4 separate regions of the Homo sapiens genome follow, and all the other regions are linked to region 1. Evidence: chromatin contacts called from ENCODE Hi-C data. All regions are on one chromosome and are shown on one strand. The core of a region is the stretch at or near the end of the contact, and the rest is flanking DNA. Distances in the headings are between cores, read along the strand shown. Region 1 holds the start of INSIG2 (insulin induced gene 2). Region 2 holds the start of TSN (translin). Region 3 holds the start of CLASP1 (cytoplasmic linker associated protein 1). Region 4 holds the start of CLASP1-AS1 (CLASP1 antisense RNA 1).

The links. A loop is a pair of places that touch in the nucleus more often than their neighbours do. Pooled maps may share reads with other maps.
Region 2: a loop to region 1 is called in a map of B cell, with 19 times the contacts of the local background. The contact joins the promoter of TSN here to the promoter of INSIG2 in region 1. A Hi-C loop is called at or near these places in 1 of 168 maps with a recorded cell type or tissue (B cell), 2 of 37 single-sample maps with no recorded cell type and 6 of 50 pooled maps.
Region 3: a loop to region 1 is called in a map of CD4-positive, alpha-beta T cell, with 7 times the contacts of the local background. The contact joins the promoter of CLASP1 here to the promoter of INSIG2 in region 1. A Hi-C loop is called at or near these places in 1 of 168 maps with a recorded cell type or tissue (CD4-positive, alpha-beta T cell), 1 of 37 single-sample maps with no recorded cell type and 7 of 50 pooled maps.
Region 4: a loop to region 1 is called in a pooled map, with 10 times the contacts of the local background. The contact joins the promoter of CLASP1-AS1 here to the promoter of INSIG2 in region 1. A Hi-C loop is called at or near these places in 6 of 50 pooled maps.

What each region holds. Positions count from the first base shown.
Region 1 is chr2:118,086,714-118,090,140 of GRCh38, forward strand. It overlaps INSIG2 (insulin induced gene 2), which reads left to right and starts at 1,758. Exons shown (of 6, transcript NM_016133.4): 1 at 1,758-1,828. LOC107985940 (a long non-coding RNA gene) reads right to left here and starts at 1,718. Exons shown (of 3, transcript XR_001739662.3): 1 at 1,538-1,718. RefSeq lists enhancers at 1,463-1,512, 1,523-1,712.
Region 2 is chr2:121,753,915-121,757,341 of GRCh38, forward strand. It overlaps TSN (translin), which reads left to right and starts at 1,737. Exons shown (of 6, transcript NM_004622.3): 1 at 1,737-1,931; 2 at 3,326-3,419. The coding sequence starts at 1,866. RefSeq lists an enhancer at 1,602-1,791.
Region 3 is chr2:121,647,905-121,651,331 of GRCh38, forward strand. It overlaps CLASP1 (cytoplasmic linker associated protein 1), which reads right to left and starts at 1,558. Exons shown (of 41, transcript NM_001395891.1): 1 at 1,468-1,558. It overlaps NIFK-AS1 (NIFK antisense RNA 1), which reads left to right and starts at 1,750. Exons shown (of 4, transcript NR_037857.1): 1 at 1,750-2,477; 2 at 2,564-2,778. RefSeq lists enhancers at 512-1,140, 1,141-1,767, 1,799-2,068.
Region 4 is chr2:121,528,634-121,532,060 of GRCh38, forward strand. CLASP1-AS1 (CLASP1 antisense RNA 1) reads left to right here and starts at 1,535. Exons shown (of 2, transcript XR_001739683.2): 1 at 1,535-2,142. It overlaps CLASP1 (cytoplasmic linker associated protein 1), which reads right to left. Exons shown (of 41, transcript NM_001395891.1): 3 at 1,614-1,692; 4 at 44-147. It overlaps RNU4ATAC (RNA, U4atac small nuclear), which reads left to right and starts at 2,247; the gene lies at 2,247-2,376. RefSeq lists a silencer at 1,405-1,604 and an enhancer at 1,795-1,924.

The DNA of each region.
Region 1 (3,427 bases), core at 508-3,007:
TACAATGTTCCATAAGGATTTTCTTGAAGGCAATTTCTAAGTGTCTGAAAAAAGCTCGGTTGGAGTAGACATGAACTGGACATACAGGACTTGTATTGCTTTAAGGAAATACATGATGTCAGAACATTTTCAAATTATTGTCTCTTTTCTGAATGCTTTCTCTATTCTTTTAAAAATCATCGTCCATTCTGTATAATTGGCCCAGATCTTTCTTACTGGTAGTGTAAAAACTTACAGGAGTGAAATTTGAAAGCTACAGAAAACATTAGAGAAAACACTAAGATATAGGAAATGTTAGAGAAGCATCATGCAAATACTTGCCTAGAAACATTTTGTTGGAATTCAGATTCTTTTTCAATTTTCAGAAGTAAATGTAGATAAAAAGGTCAAAAAACAAAAATCCATCTTATCGTTTATCAGTTCAAAGTAAATGAAAGGAGTTTACCATCTGACAGTCCTTTGGAAAACTATTATGCAATTACTCTCGGCCCAGATTTCATCTAGAACATTCAAGTCCATTGTAATCTTACCACATCCATACACGTTTTGGGTTAAGCCACCTCCAAATGGAATAGCTCAATAACTAATACACTCAAGAGAGATTATTTTTTCTCTCTTTTTAAAAAGAGTTGCTTAAAAAAAACAAATTCAGGGGGCAGCTCACGCCTGTAATCCCAGCACTTTGGGAGGATGAGGCGGGCGAATCACGAGGTCAGGAGTTTGAGACCAGCCTGGCCAATATGATGAAACTCCATCTCTACTAAAAATACAAAAAGTAGGCAGACATGGTGGCATGTACCTGTAGTCCCAGCTACTGGGGAGGCTGAGGCAGAAGAATCACTTGAACCCGGGAGGCAGAGGTTGCAGTGAGCCGAGATCATGCCAGTGCACTCCAGCCTGGGTGACAGAGAGAGACTCCGTCTCAAATAAATAAATAAATAAAAATAAATAAAAATTCAGAATAGGGAAGCAACTCCTCCTTATGACGAGTACCTTTCGGCACTTATATGGGCTTGCTTTTGCATTGATGGCACCACTTTCATTCAAAAAAAAAAGTTCGCTTGCACAATCTGCAAAGATCTGTTTGGCTTGGTTTCATGTTCTAAAAGTATGGTTTTAGATTAAATGAAAAATAATACTTCTGAAAAATAAGCGGTTATAAGGTTTTTAAGTTTTCTTTATGTTGGTGTAAACTTATAAAGCCCTTCCTATGAAAACTGTCCCCCAAATCACATTACTTGGTCGTCCTCGAGGAACGATTTTGAATGAAAAGCACATAAAGTGCTGTAGCATGGAGACGAGAGACAAATAACTATGCCCTTCTCCCAAAATAAGTTATGACTTACTAGGGGAGGAAAAGGAGCAAAGAGTATAAAGCCCGGTCCTCTGCGGGAAGTACCCGGAGGCCTGCCCCGGAACGCGCTCCTTTCGGCTACGAGATGAGGGGCACGCAGACGGACGCGCCCCTCGGTGAGTGTGCGTGTATCAGTGCATGATTCCTTTACTCCGCCCACAGGGTCTGGGCATCCGTCATTACCTACGGCTGCCTGGTCAGCAAACAACAGCAGATCCGACAACCGCCAGTCACCTCGACGGTCCACGCCCACCGCTAGCCTCCAGTTTCCCGCAGACCGGAAGCCCTTTTGCCCCGGCTCGCAGGTCCACGTCTTATTGACAGCAGGAACCGGAAGCTCTTCTGCCCCGATCGCCTGCGCGCGGCCTCGTTGGCCGCACAGGCGCAGTGGAGCTCGGGCGGAGTTGTGGGAGTGGAGGAGGAAGAGGCGGTAGGGGGTACGGGGGCTGGTCCCAGAAGATGGCGGAGGCGGGGGTGAGTTGGGGGTCTCCCGGCGAAGCGCGGGTGACGTGGTGCTGAGGAAAGCGGCCTGAGGAGGAGGGTGGCCCTTGGGAAGAAGAACTACTTGTGTTTTTGCAGCCTGGGAACCCTGGTGGCAGGTGCGGGGAGCCAGGACCACTGATGGGCCTGCAGGGCAAGGGGCTCCGCTTACCTGAGAGGGGTCCGCAAGGTCCAGAAGGGGACTGCGGGATCGGGGAGGGGGTATAGGAGGGGTCGAGGCTCCCCGGACAGTGGATGAGTGTCTGAGCGGGAAGAAGGCTGGAGGACGGCGAGAAGGGCGACCCAATGGTCTGATGAGGTGGAGGTCAGCGAGCTGTCAAGCATAGAGCTGCCAGGACTTGGGGGCTTGTAGCCTGGGAGAGAAGACTCAGACTTGGGCGGGGATTGGATCCAAAGAAGACAGGTTGTCGTAGTAAGTTTATAATCCACTAAGGAGATAGGGCATTGGGTTGAGGAGTAATACTCTGGCATTTTTGACTGGAATTGGTTACCTATGGAATAGGTGTTTCGGTAAAGCCAAATAATTCTTGCCAGGGCCTAGAAGTGGATTTGATGATAATTACTAGATTTTAGGGTTGCTTAGTGGGGATTGGCAATATGGAGAAGGAAAGCAGTGTGGATTATGGGAGTGGGCGCGGGCAATGGCGCTAACACTTAAGTGATAATGACCCATGTCCAGTTAACGTTGGAAAAAGTTGTTAAAGTATGATATTAGCTAGATGCTCTAGGAAAATATACCATGAAGAACTTGCTGTTTTGTAGGATTGATGAAGAAATGCTTTAAAAAGGAATGGTTAGGCTTGGCAGCTGGGCCACTGAAACTGTTTGGTATCAGTATTGCGGTGGAGCTGAGGACTGCAGGGGAATGCGTGCTCCCGTCCTGGTGCAGAAAAAATAAAAGCAGCCAGACAGTAGCTAGATGGTGTTTTGTAACTTTTGGGTTTGGCCCTGATAGTGAACCACTGAATGAAGATGGATGAAGGGAATGCTACTAATGGGGGCCCCAAAGAAAACAAAAATCAGACGTGTGCTCTTCCTGTTTTCTGTCTTTCATTCTTTCCCTGTACTTTGTGCTCAGTACTGTGTTTTGTCATTGTGTTATGTCGTAGTTCTCAGTTCACATCTGCTGTACAGTGACCAAGCTGTGAATCATGTCCACTCGGGAAAGAGGTTGATTCTGTTTAACTGACAACTGTTGCTTTTGCAGATGGTCACACGGAAAAGGAAAGAATAAAATGCAGTTCAGTAGTTTAAAGAGTTTTCTTTGTTCTCAGAAACTTATCTCGAAACGATGGAGTAACTTTTTTAGGCACTGAGATGTGACATTTAAAACCTGTAAGGGGCTGTAAATGCAGCTAACTTACTGGTTTCTATGTTTGGGTTTTAATGTTGAGAGGAAAGAGTTGCAGTGTTTATAAGGCAAATATTGCTTTTCTTCCTAGAAATTTTTAACGTCTCTAGCCCATGATACATGTAGATGTGTTTTTATTTAGGGAGCATTAAACTGTTGCATTGATTTAAGTCTGTTTTTTTCTAATGTTAGTGCTTATTCTATTTCAAGAATGCTATTCT
Region 2 (3,427 bases), core at 487-2,986, 3.7 Mb after region 1:
GGGATTACAGGTGTGAGCCACCATGCCCAGCCAGGGCCTGCAAATTAAACTGACAAAAGACAGATTAACGGAACAGAAAATCAGCATGGGCATATAAGAACTCAACAACACCATCGACTAATAGGGTCTAATTAAACTTTTTATAGGACACTCCCAAAAAAGGCTTATTTGCATGGATGCTGGAGCTAGCAAAATAAGTAGCTAGCCTACTAAATGGTTAGAGGTTTATGTCTGGGCGCAGTGGTTGATACCTGTAATCCCAGCATTTTGAAAGGCTGAGGCAGGAGGATTTCTTGAGCCCAGGAGTTCAAGACCCGACTGGGCAACGTAATGAGACCAAAAAATGAAACAGAACAAAACAACAATAACGAAAACCACACAAGAAAAGAAAGAAACAAAAAACCAGTTAGTGGCTTGTGTGCCTAACTCTAGGTAAAACGGAGAGGTGACGAAAGTTTGTATGAGAACAAATAGGATTCTTTAGGACAGACGAATGGGTTTTGGGAGAACAAACACGAGATAAGAAAGGGTTTTTTATTTTTTTTGAGACGGAGTCTGTTGCCCAGGCTATAGTGCAGTGGTGTGATCTCGGCTAACTGCAACCTGTGCCTCCCGGGTTCAAGCGATTCTTCTGCCTCAGTCTCCCGAGTTGCCGGGATTACAGGCGCGCGCCACCACGCCCGGCTAGTTTTTGTATCTTTAGTAGAGACGGAGTTTCACCATGTTGGTCAGGCTGGTCTCGAACTCCTGACTTTGTGATCTGCCCGCCTTGGCCTCCCAAAGTGTTGGGATTACAGGTGTGAGCCACTGCGCCCGGCCGATAGTTTTTTAAAAATGTAGGTGCTAGTGGTCTTACTGTCTTCTTCATGGACATGAAATTATTCTCATATAATGAGAATTAAATATGATCCTTCATGTAAAGAGTTTAGAATAATGTCAGAAACAAAGCAAGCAATAAATTATCATTTAGTTGATAAGAATCATTCCAATTCATCTGGCGAGTGCAACACACACACACACTGTATTTGTGTATGGAATAACTGTTCAAGAACACACACACAGTATGTGTGTATGAAATAACTCTTCAAGAACAAAGGGGAAACCGTTATAGGGCATGAAAGGGGAAACCGTTATAGGGCATGGAAGGGGAATTAGGACAAGGTGTGAGTGGAAAGAGAAACATCCCACCGCACACGCTTAAAAAAGCCGTTTAATTTAAAAATAGGTAATACAGCCATACAGAGAAGACATTAAAAGATCTACACAGAAAATTTTCGCTCCCAATCCATTCCCTACTCACAGTCCTACATACGTTACTTTTATTTTCCTTTTTTTTGGAAATGCACTGGCCCCCTACTCTCTCACGAAGGCTGAACTCTCTCTACATTCTTCTGCACCTGTTTTTTGTGCATACTCTTTCGTTGTCAAATATTTCCCTCCAACTGTTGTTGTGTATGAAATAAATACACACATATAAGCTAACCAGCCCCACTTGCCCGCACCACCTACACGCCCGTCCCCGCCCTCCCTCAGGCCCACGTGCTCCGAGGGCCGCCTTCGCAGGTTGTTTCTGGCGATGCCTGTCTGAAGGCCTCAGACTGAGGCCCCGCCCACTCTCCCTCTCCTCTGCCCTTTGGACGCGCGCCTCGGTTCCGAACGCAGCGGACGGCGCCTCAGGCAGCGCGGCGGACAGCCCGTCCTCCGGCGCGCCGCGAGCCTCGGAGGACCCTAGCGACGGTCGTGGCGTAAGACCGGGGGGACGCGGCGGTAGCGGCGGCCGTTGCGATTGATTGCGCTGGTTGCCTGCGGCGTCCACTTCCTTGGCCGCCCTTGCTACACTGGCTGATTGTTGTGCAGCCGGCGCCATGTCTGTGAGCGAGATCTTCGTGGAGCTGCAGGGCTTTTTGGCTGCCGAGCAGGACATCCGAGAGGCGAGCCCCCTCCCTTCCCCATTCCCTTTGCCTTTCCATGCCTAGTTGGGCCACTTCGCCCGGCCCTCCTCTGTCGCTCAGTCTCGGGCGGTGGGGACGCCTCCGAGGGTGGGTTGCTTCCCCTCTAGCTTTAGGTTAGGCACTCCCCGCCCCCGCCCAAAATTTTGCTGCTCTGTCCTGATTCCCCGTGTTCGAGTCTCAGCTTCTCAGCATCACTTGCCTCGTTTGTGTCAGTTTTCCTTCTTTTCAGCACTTGTTTATATCGAAGGCTCGATTAGCACCTGGTCTTCAGCGAATGAGCGTTTCGTGTATTTTTGTTGGTGTCTTAAAAGCACATGTGATCTGCTTAAAACTCTCCTGTGATTTCCTATGCCACACAGGATAAAAAATCAGACTCTACTGTGGCTCACATGGTTTCTCTTCAATCTCGTTTATGCTCTCTGTCTTTGTGTATGATGTTCACTTTACCTCTTCTAGTGCCCCAAATAGCTTCCTGCCTGTTTGCTTTTCCTGGAATTTGCTTCTTTCCCGTTCTTTTCCTGATTGTCTCGTATTTATCTCATTGGCGTCACAGTCTAAGCGATCTATTTCCTGTTATGTTTTCTAGTAGCACATTAACTTTTTTTAATGTGTGTAATATTGATTATTTTAAAAAAATCTTCTCCCTCATTGTATGTTAAACCGCCAGAGGGAAGGGATTGTGTGCTTGGTTCCCCGGTATTTACACAGTGCCTCGCACATAAGTATGCTCAGTGAATATTTTAAAAATGAATTAGAGGCGGGGAGCGGCGCCTCATGCCTGTAATTCCAGCATTTTGGGAGGCCGAGGCGGCCAGATCACCTGAGGTAAGGAGTTTGAGACCAGCCTGGCCAACATGGGGAAACCCTGTCTCTACTAAAAATATAAAAGAACATTAACTGGGCATGGTTGCGCACACCTGTAATCCCAGCTACTCGGGAGGCTGAAGCAGGAGAATGGCGTGAACCCGGGAGGCGGAGGTTGCGGTGAGCTGAGATCGCGCCACTGCACTCCAGCCTGGGTGACAGAGCGAGACTCCGTCTCAAAAAAAAAAAAAAAAAGAAAAAAGAATTAGAAATACCCGACTCTTGTGTTGCATTTAACTCTTCATTTTGCAAGTTGCGTTCACACACGTCATCCATTATAATGTCCCAATTGAATACTTGGGTTTAATGGGTGGCTATTATTCTTTAAAGGGTATCTGAGGAATCTAAGGCTTTTTAGTGACTTTTTGAAGTCTTACAGAGGAAATAAGTGGAAAAGTCAGGATTCAAACTTGGTTATGATAGATCACATAAGCTATCTAATGTGTTTTGTGTGAGTGTATGACAATGATTCTGTTGAGTATCTGATTTTTATTTTTAATTCTCTCTAGGAAATCAGAAAAGTTGTACAGAGTTTAGAACAAACAGCTCGAGAGATTTTAACTCTACTGCAAGGGGTCCATCAGGGTGCTGGGTTTCAGGACAGTAAGTTC
Region 3 (3,427 bases), core at 308-2,807, 3.6 Mb after region 1:
TAAAATGGTGTTACAAGGTAGCCCATAATAAACAATGAATTATAGAAACTGAGATTTCAGTAACAACTGCTAAAAAGGTGTATTACACAATTTAACAAGATAACCAGATCATCAAAATTTAAATTTCTTAACAAATGTAAAAAATAAATAATATTCAATACTCTGAGGCACTGTGCTACTTTTTATCTATATGGTCGCAACATCAATGTTGCTATTCTCCCAATCCCTTGATGAGCAAACGGAGCCAATATCCAGGATCCCTCATATCGAGAGGTCAGTTACCGTCGTAAATAATCGTAGTAATAAAAACAATTTCTAATGCCAGAATTGAAAACGGACTGTGGCACCCAAATAGGGTCCAAGGTACATGGCGGCATGAAACTATTTCTCGCTTCTGACTCTTCTGCATCACGGTCTCCCAAAGGACTAGAGAATCTGAAGCTCTCATTGCCACATCTACAAATGAAAGTATCATGTTTAAAGAGCTCACAGGTTCTACGAATGGTCAGTATTTAATGAACGCACCCCACTACACAGAAACTCACCCAGCTGCAAACTCAGCTGCAAACTCACCACAGCGTGCTTTCAGACTCCACATTAATTTTTTTTAATTTTAGAAGCAAACAACTATTTTAAAAATATTATGTAATAATTTAAACTCTGGAAAGCCCCATACTCATCCCAGCAGCTCGGAAAACGGAAAGCAAAATTCGATTAGCTCCATTGTACCTAGCCAGGCTAACGTGCAAGATCACACACTCATCTTCGTCAGAGCGTCTCTGCCAATACCAAAGAACAACAAAGGCAAGTTGAGAAGTCTGCACAGGCTTAACTCAGCACTTGTTCGCTTTCCCAGCTTCAGAAAGAAGCTCTTCGAAGGCCCCGGGAACCAAGGGGACCTTGTGCATCCCATCAAGCCGGCCGCTCCGCTCGGCGCCGCTCGCGCAGCTTTTGTCTGGCCCGGTTGGGAGCCCAGGACGGGAGCCCGGGCCGCCCGCCTCCCGGCACCCCTTCTCTCTGGATCTTTCTTCACACCCATCACTCGCCAATGACTAGTTGTTGTGGGTTTCTCTCCCTCGCCCCCTCCCTTCCTTTCAAACGCGCCCCGGGCTCGCTGGCTTCTCCCACCCGGCAGGGGAGACTCGGGTTAGGAAGGGGGCCCGGGTGGGGTCTGGAAAAGGGAAACAGAGAGGGGCACACAAAGCCCGACTGACCCCAGGGCCGATCCCCTCCCTCTGCAAAGCAGCCTGGGCTCAGCGACCTACTGGTTGGATAAACAACCCTCGCATCCCGCTCCTCGCCAGGCTCCCACCTCAGGGCCGCCCCATCCCCCCAAAGTGCACCCAAGAGCCGATGACAGCGCTGGACATCGCCCCCACCCAGACCCGGCGCCCGCCACTGCGCGGGAGGGGCCAGGGCCGCGAGAGGGCTCGGGTCTGACCCTCCGCCCCCTGACCGGGTACTTACAGCCCTGTTTTTCGTTACTGTTGCCGCTGCGGACCAGAGAGCCGCCGCCTTCTCCTCCACCCCAATGAGGTTAAGCGCTTGGTGCGGGGATTAAAAAAAAAAAAAAAGAAAAAAAAAAAAAAGACCGAGAGAGCGAGAGAGACGCCGAGGGCGCCTGCGCAGTGCGGTCACCCTTTTTCTTCTTACCGCCACCAACCCGGGTACACCATAGAGAGCGTAAACCGAGACCAGAGAGGCGGCTGCCTCTCTATGGTAACGCCCCGCGCAGGCGCTGGCCTGGCCGTGTTAGGCTTCGCTGGCGTAAAGTCCCCGGGAGCTTTGCCCCTCACGGAGAACGTTAGTTGACCCTGATGGGGACCCGTAGGGTAAAGGTTTTGTTTTTGTTTTTTTTTACGGAAAAGGTTGTGGTTAGGCCCCTTGGAAAGTTGCGACAAAACTCGAGTTAGACAAGGAAGGTCGGAACTAAGTGGCCACAGCAACAATGCACCAGCAAGCAGGGAGCGTGATAGGAAGAGCTAAAGAGGAATCGGGAAACCCTGGGTAAAAGTCGTCCAAGTGGAACTTCCTTTGGTCGGGGGTCTGATACTCGAAGGAAACGGTCTTTCACTTCTGGGTTAGGGCGTCCGCCCAGAGGGCGACTGCAATGAAGGAAATTGTGCCCTGCGACTTCCCGTAACAGAGCTGTGTGTCCACGCTCCCTTTTCCGAGCAGGCGCGGACGCTTGTGCCGGAAGTAAACTTGTTAACGGTTCTTTGCCTTTTGGGGAGGGGAGACAGCCCAGAGAAGGCTTTGGAGACCCTTGAGTCGGCCAGCGAGCAGGGTTTCTTACTTGAGCGCCTCCACAAATAAACGCTCCTTCGCTCCTCCGTCGCGTGCGTTTCCCTGGGATAATAAGTGGGAAAGTGGTGGCTTTTATTTTTTTGAGACAGGGTCTCACCGCCGTCGCCCAGGCCGGATGGAGTGCAGTGGCGCGATCACGGCTCACTGCAGCCTCGACTTCCCAGGCTCAGGTGATCCTCCTGCCTTAGCCTCCCGAGTAGCTGGAATTACAGGCGTGCACCACCCCCCCCCAACTACTTTTTGTATTTTTTTGTAGAGATGGGTTTCACCATGTTTCCCAGCCTTGTCTCAAACTCCTGACCTCAAGTGATCCGCCGTCTTGGGTCTTCGAAAGTGCTGGGACAGCAGGAGTGAGCCACCGCATCTGGCCCGGAAAGTGTTTTGGAGCGTAGAAAAATGCAAATTATAGGGCTGCCTTCAAGGATCCCGAAGGACCCACAGATTTGCCGCATCAGGCTCCTATGCACGCCGGTAATTTGATGTGTTGAGATGCACTGCCCAGTGCGTTGTTTTTACTGGAGGAGCTTGTGTGCGGAGCTCCTTGCTAGTGTATGTGTTGGGATGGGAGAGAAGTGCGGGAGAACTATGAGATAATGCCCCCTGATCCTCAGGGTCTTAGGAGGTATGGTCGGAGAGGCTAAGCTAAAGTATGAAAGCCGTGTGTAGGCCCTTCTGTGTAGTGCAGAAAAGGTAGAGGTATGTGATTTGAAAGAGTAGGGATGACATGGAGGATGCGACTCCTGGTTGGATCTATAAACTAATGTCTTTGGAACGAAAGCACATGCAACCTTTTGAAAATGGATGGGTGATAATGAAAGACCATTCCAGAGAAGAAACACCATGGTGCAAAGGCTCAAGAGGCATACTGGAAGTACAATGAAGAGAGCAATCTAACTGAAATGGGAAAAAAAGAAACAAAGAGTAAAAAGTAAGATTTGATGAGAAAGATGGAATCGATTTTTAAATTTTTTTATCTACACAACAAAATTTATTATCTTAACCATTTTTGAGTGAATAATTCGTTAGTATTAAGTATATTTACCTCGTGCGGCCAGTCTCCAGAATTCTTTTCATCTTGCAAAACAAACCCCGAACCCATTAAACAATTTCTCATTCGCCA
Region 4 (3,427 bases), core at 285-2,784, 3.4 Mb after region 1:
GCGCACTGGCCAGCTGACCTCAAAACACATCTCTTGCCCCTACCTGGGGATTAGCAGCTTGATCCATGATCTTTAGCAGCAGAGTTTGGTCCTGCTCCCTCACAGAGTCTTTAGCATCTCCTAGTCTGTCTATTAGACTTGGCAGCACTGAAAATCAAAATGGAAACTGATCAAATGAAACCCTATTTGGGGGTCTGTGGTCACCAAGTATTCCTATCTCAATTATGTGGGAAGACAAACCCCTGACCTAAATGATGTATCTCATTCTAAAACCACTCATCTTTGCTCACAGCTCTACTCTCCTTGCTGAAGTCCATGAAAGTCACCAAAAGAGTCTGCAAAATCCTTTGCATGGACAGATACACTATTTGTCTTCCTCCTTACCCCACGTTCCTCCAGCCAGTTCCCAACGTATTTGTAAGCTGATAAAAATGGAAGACCTTGAGAGGAAGAGTCAACAGAAAGGAAAATTTAGGTAAAACACAAGGAGAGGGGCTCCAGTATATGTGTTTGGGGGTGGAAGGAGTGGGCACTTATGAATAAATCTTAAGTTTCATCACTATTGTGTATTTTTAGTTTTACATCACGCCCATACACACATGAGACAGAGCCCAGCTCTCCATCTTCCCCGACATACCCAGGGTGGACCCTCCCACCAGTGGTCCAAGTGCACCTGTAGACCAGAGATCAGCTTATTTTAAGAGTTTGTAAACCTCTATTACATGAGATATCCCTGAATAATTCAGCTAATTTAGGAGGAAAATGGAACACTATTAAAATATCAAATGTCTAAAAGTAAAAGCTTTTTTTAAATTTGTAAACAGTCGGTGCTCATGACCTTTTCAGAAGGAGCATATTGGTCGGAAAGTTAACAGTAAAGAATACATGTGTACCAACGTAAAACAGAGAAATTCCATAAGGAAATGGTTGCATAGAGATGCTTAGTGTTTATACTACCCCCATGAAACACCGGAGGTCAGGAATTTAGAGGTATTTAAATCTATGAAATCTGTGGGTTTTGTTTCATTTTGCTGACATACTGTTTTCCCTTCAAAATAAGAGTGAACATTTACTATACATTTGTAATGACATTTACAATCAAGGTGAAAATAGTCATGCCAACCATAATCATCTGGAGAAAAATACAACTGGCTTGGTTTTATAGGATTTCTCAAGGAAAACTGCCTCTCATTAAAGGGGACCGGGGTCAGGGTAAAATATGACTTGGTTGGCACTAAAGAGTGACAGCTAATTTAGCATAAGAAATAAAAATGGCACTAATATTTCATATTAGAACACGTATTACTAAGTTCCGTGTGAGAACACAGTGAAGCCAGTACAAAGGTATGGGGGAGGGTAAGGGCGCCCGCAGGCCCAGAGGCCAGGGGAGTCCAGCTGGAAGGGAAGGCAGCGGGGCGGCCGACCCAGGCTGCGAGTGCTTAGGGGGGCTGCGGGGGAGGGCGGGGACTGGCTGTTTGGGAGGAGCGGAAGGGAGGGAGAGGGGGCTGGAGGGGAGGCAGGGTGGCTGCCGGGAGGGTTTGGGAGCCGGGGAGGCCGAGGGAAGGCTGGGGGTCTGAAGGGGCCGGGTCCGCTCCACAAGTGCCGCAGCTCACCTGTGCCGATCTGCGCCTTGAACCGATCCTGCAGCCGGGTCACCAGGGCGGACAGGATGTCCATGCCCAGCAGAACCACCTGCAGCGGGAAACACCGGGAGCCTGTTAGCAGCCGGCCTGCGGGGCAGCGCTCCCGCCCACCCGCTCCGGGGAGGCCTAGACATTTCCGGCCCAGACGCAGTCCGAGAGTCCAGACGCATGCCGACTGGAGGACCAAAGAGATTAGCACGAAGAAGGATGATCTTCCACAAAAAGAGCTATGTACAGCTATAATGGAAAATACTCGGTGAGGAGAAACGAAATAAAAGGCAATACAGCGTAGCCAAACCCGGGTTAGCTGCGGGTGGAGTTCAAGAGCGCGCCGCGGTCCCGCCCCCGCCAGCCCCGCCCCGGCGAGAAAAGCGTATGCAAATTTTCGAGCGGCCGACGCGCGGTCTTCTGGGTAAAACCGAGCCGCCGCTTTTGCGACCCTTCGGGAGCCTCAGAAAACAAAGAATTGGGGTGTCGTCGAAAGCTGTGGAGGCTGGAGGTAAGCTAGCTACCAGACCGACTAGGGCGAGGCTCACGAATTAATTACCACAACCCTACCAGGTATTGGCGCTTCCTGCTTGCAGCCCAGGGACTTTCTATTATAACCATCCTTTTCTTGGGGTTGCGCTACTGTCCAATGAGCGCATAGTGAGGGCAGTACTGCTAACGCCTGAACAACACACCCGCATCAACTAGAGCTTTTGCTTTATTTTGGTGCAATTTTTGGAAAAATGAAAACCTGTTTTCATAGACTTATCAGTTCAAACAGCAGTAATTCGTAAATAAACTAGTACTTTGTGGTTAAACCAGTAGAGGGTGCACAAGACGCGTGGTTTTAGTGTCGCAAGTAAAGTTCTTTCAGTTTTTGCGGTGATTAAACGGGAAGGATTTCAACAGAACTTCACCCCTTTAACTTTACGCCGATCATCAACTGTTCTGTAACTTCCTTATGCTGAGTCAGCCCAGTAGTCTAGGTCAAGTTTCAATAGGAGACGAAGTTTCAGTAGGTCTTTGCACCTCACATAAAATGTAATCCAGGTCGGGCGCGGTGGCTCACGCCTGCAATCCCAGCACTTTGGGAGGCCGAGGGGGGCGGATCACGAGGTCAGGAGATCGAGACCATCCTGGCTAACACAGTGAAACTCCGTCTCTCCTAAAAATACAAAAAATTAGCCGGGCGAGGTGGCCGGCGCCTGTAGTCCCAGCTGCTCGGGAGGCTGAGGCAGGAGAATGGCGTGAATCCGGGGGGGTGGAGCCTGCAGTGAGCAGAGATCGCGCCACTGCACTCCAGCCTGGGCGACAGCGAGACTCCATCTCAAAAAAAAAAAAAAAATAGTAATCCCAGCACTTGGGGAGGCCGAGGCGGGCGGATCAGGAGCTCAGGAGATAGAGACCATCCTGGCCAACATGGTGAAACCCCGTCTCTACTAAAAATACAAAAATTAGCTGGGCGTGGCGGCGCATGCCTGTAGTCCCAGCTACTTGGGAGGCTGAGGCAGGAGAATCGCTTGAACCTGGGAGGCGGAGGTTGCAATGAGCCAACATCGGGCCACTGCACTCCAGCCTGGCGACAGAGCAAGACTCGGTCTCAAAAAAAAAAAGAAAAAGAAATGTGAAATAGTGAGCTTTTTGTGGAATGGTCCAATAGTCAGATTAAACCCTTCCTCCGTATGAAGCAGTTTTGCACTGTGAGACTTCATTAAACATGCTTCCAACACAAAGCCGGGCACTGCCCAATGTTCACACAACAACCAAACAGGACGGGGCAACAGTTAGGATTTCTT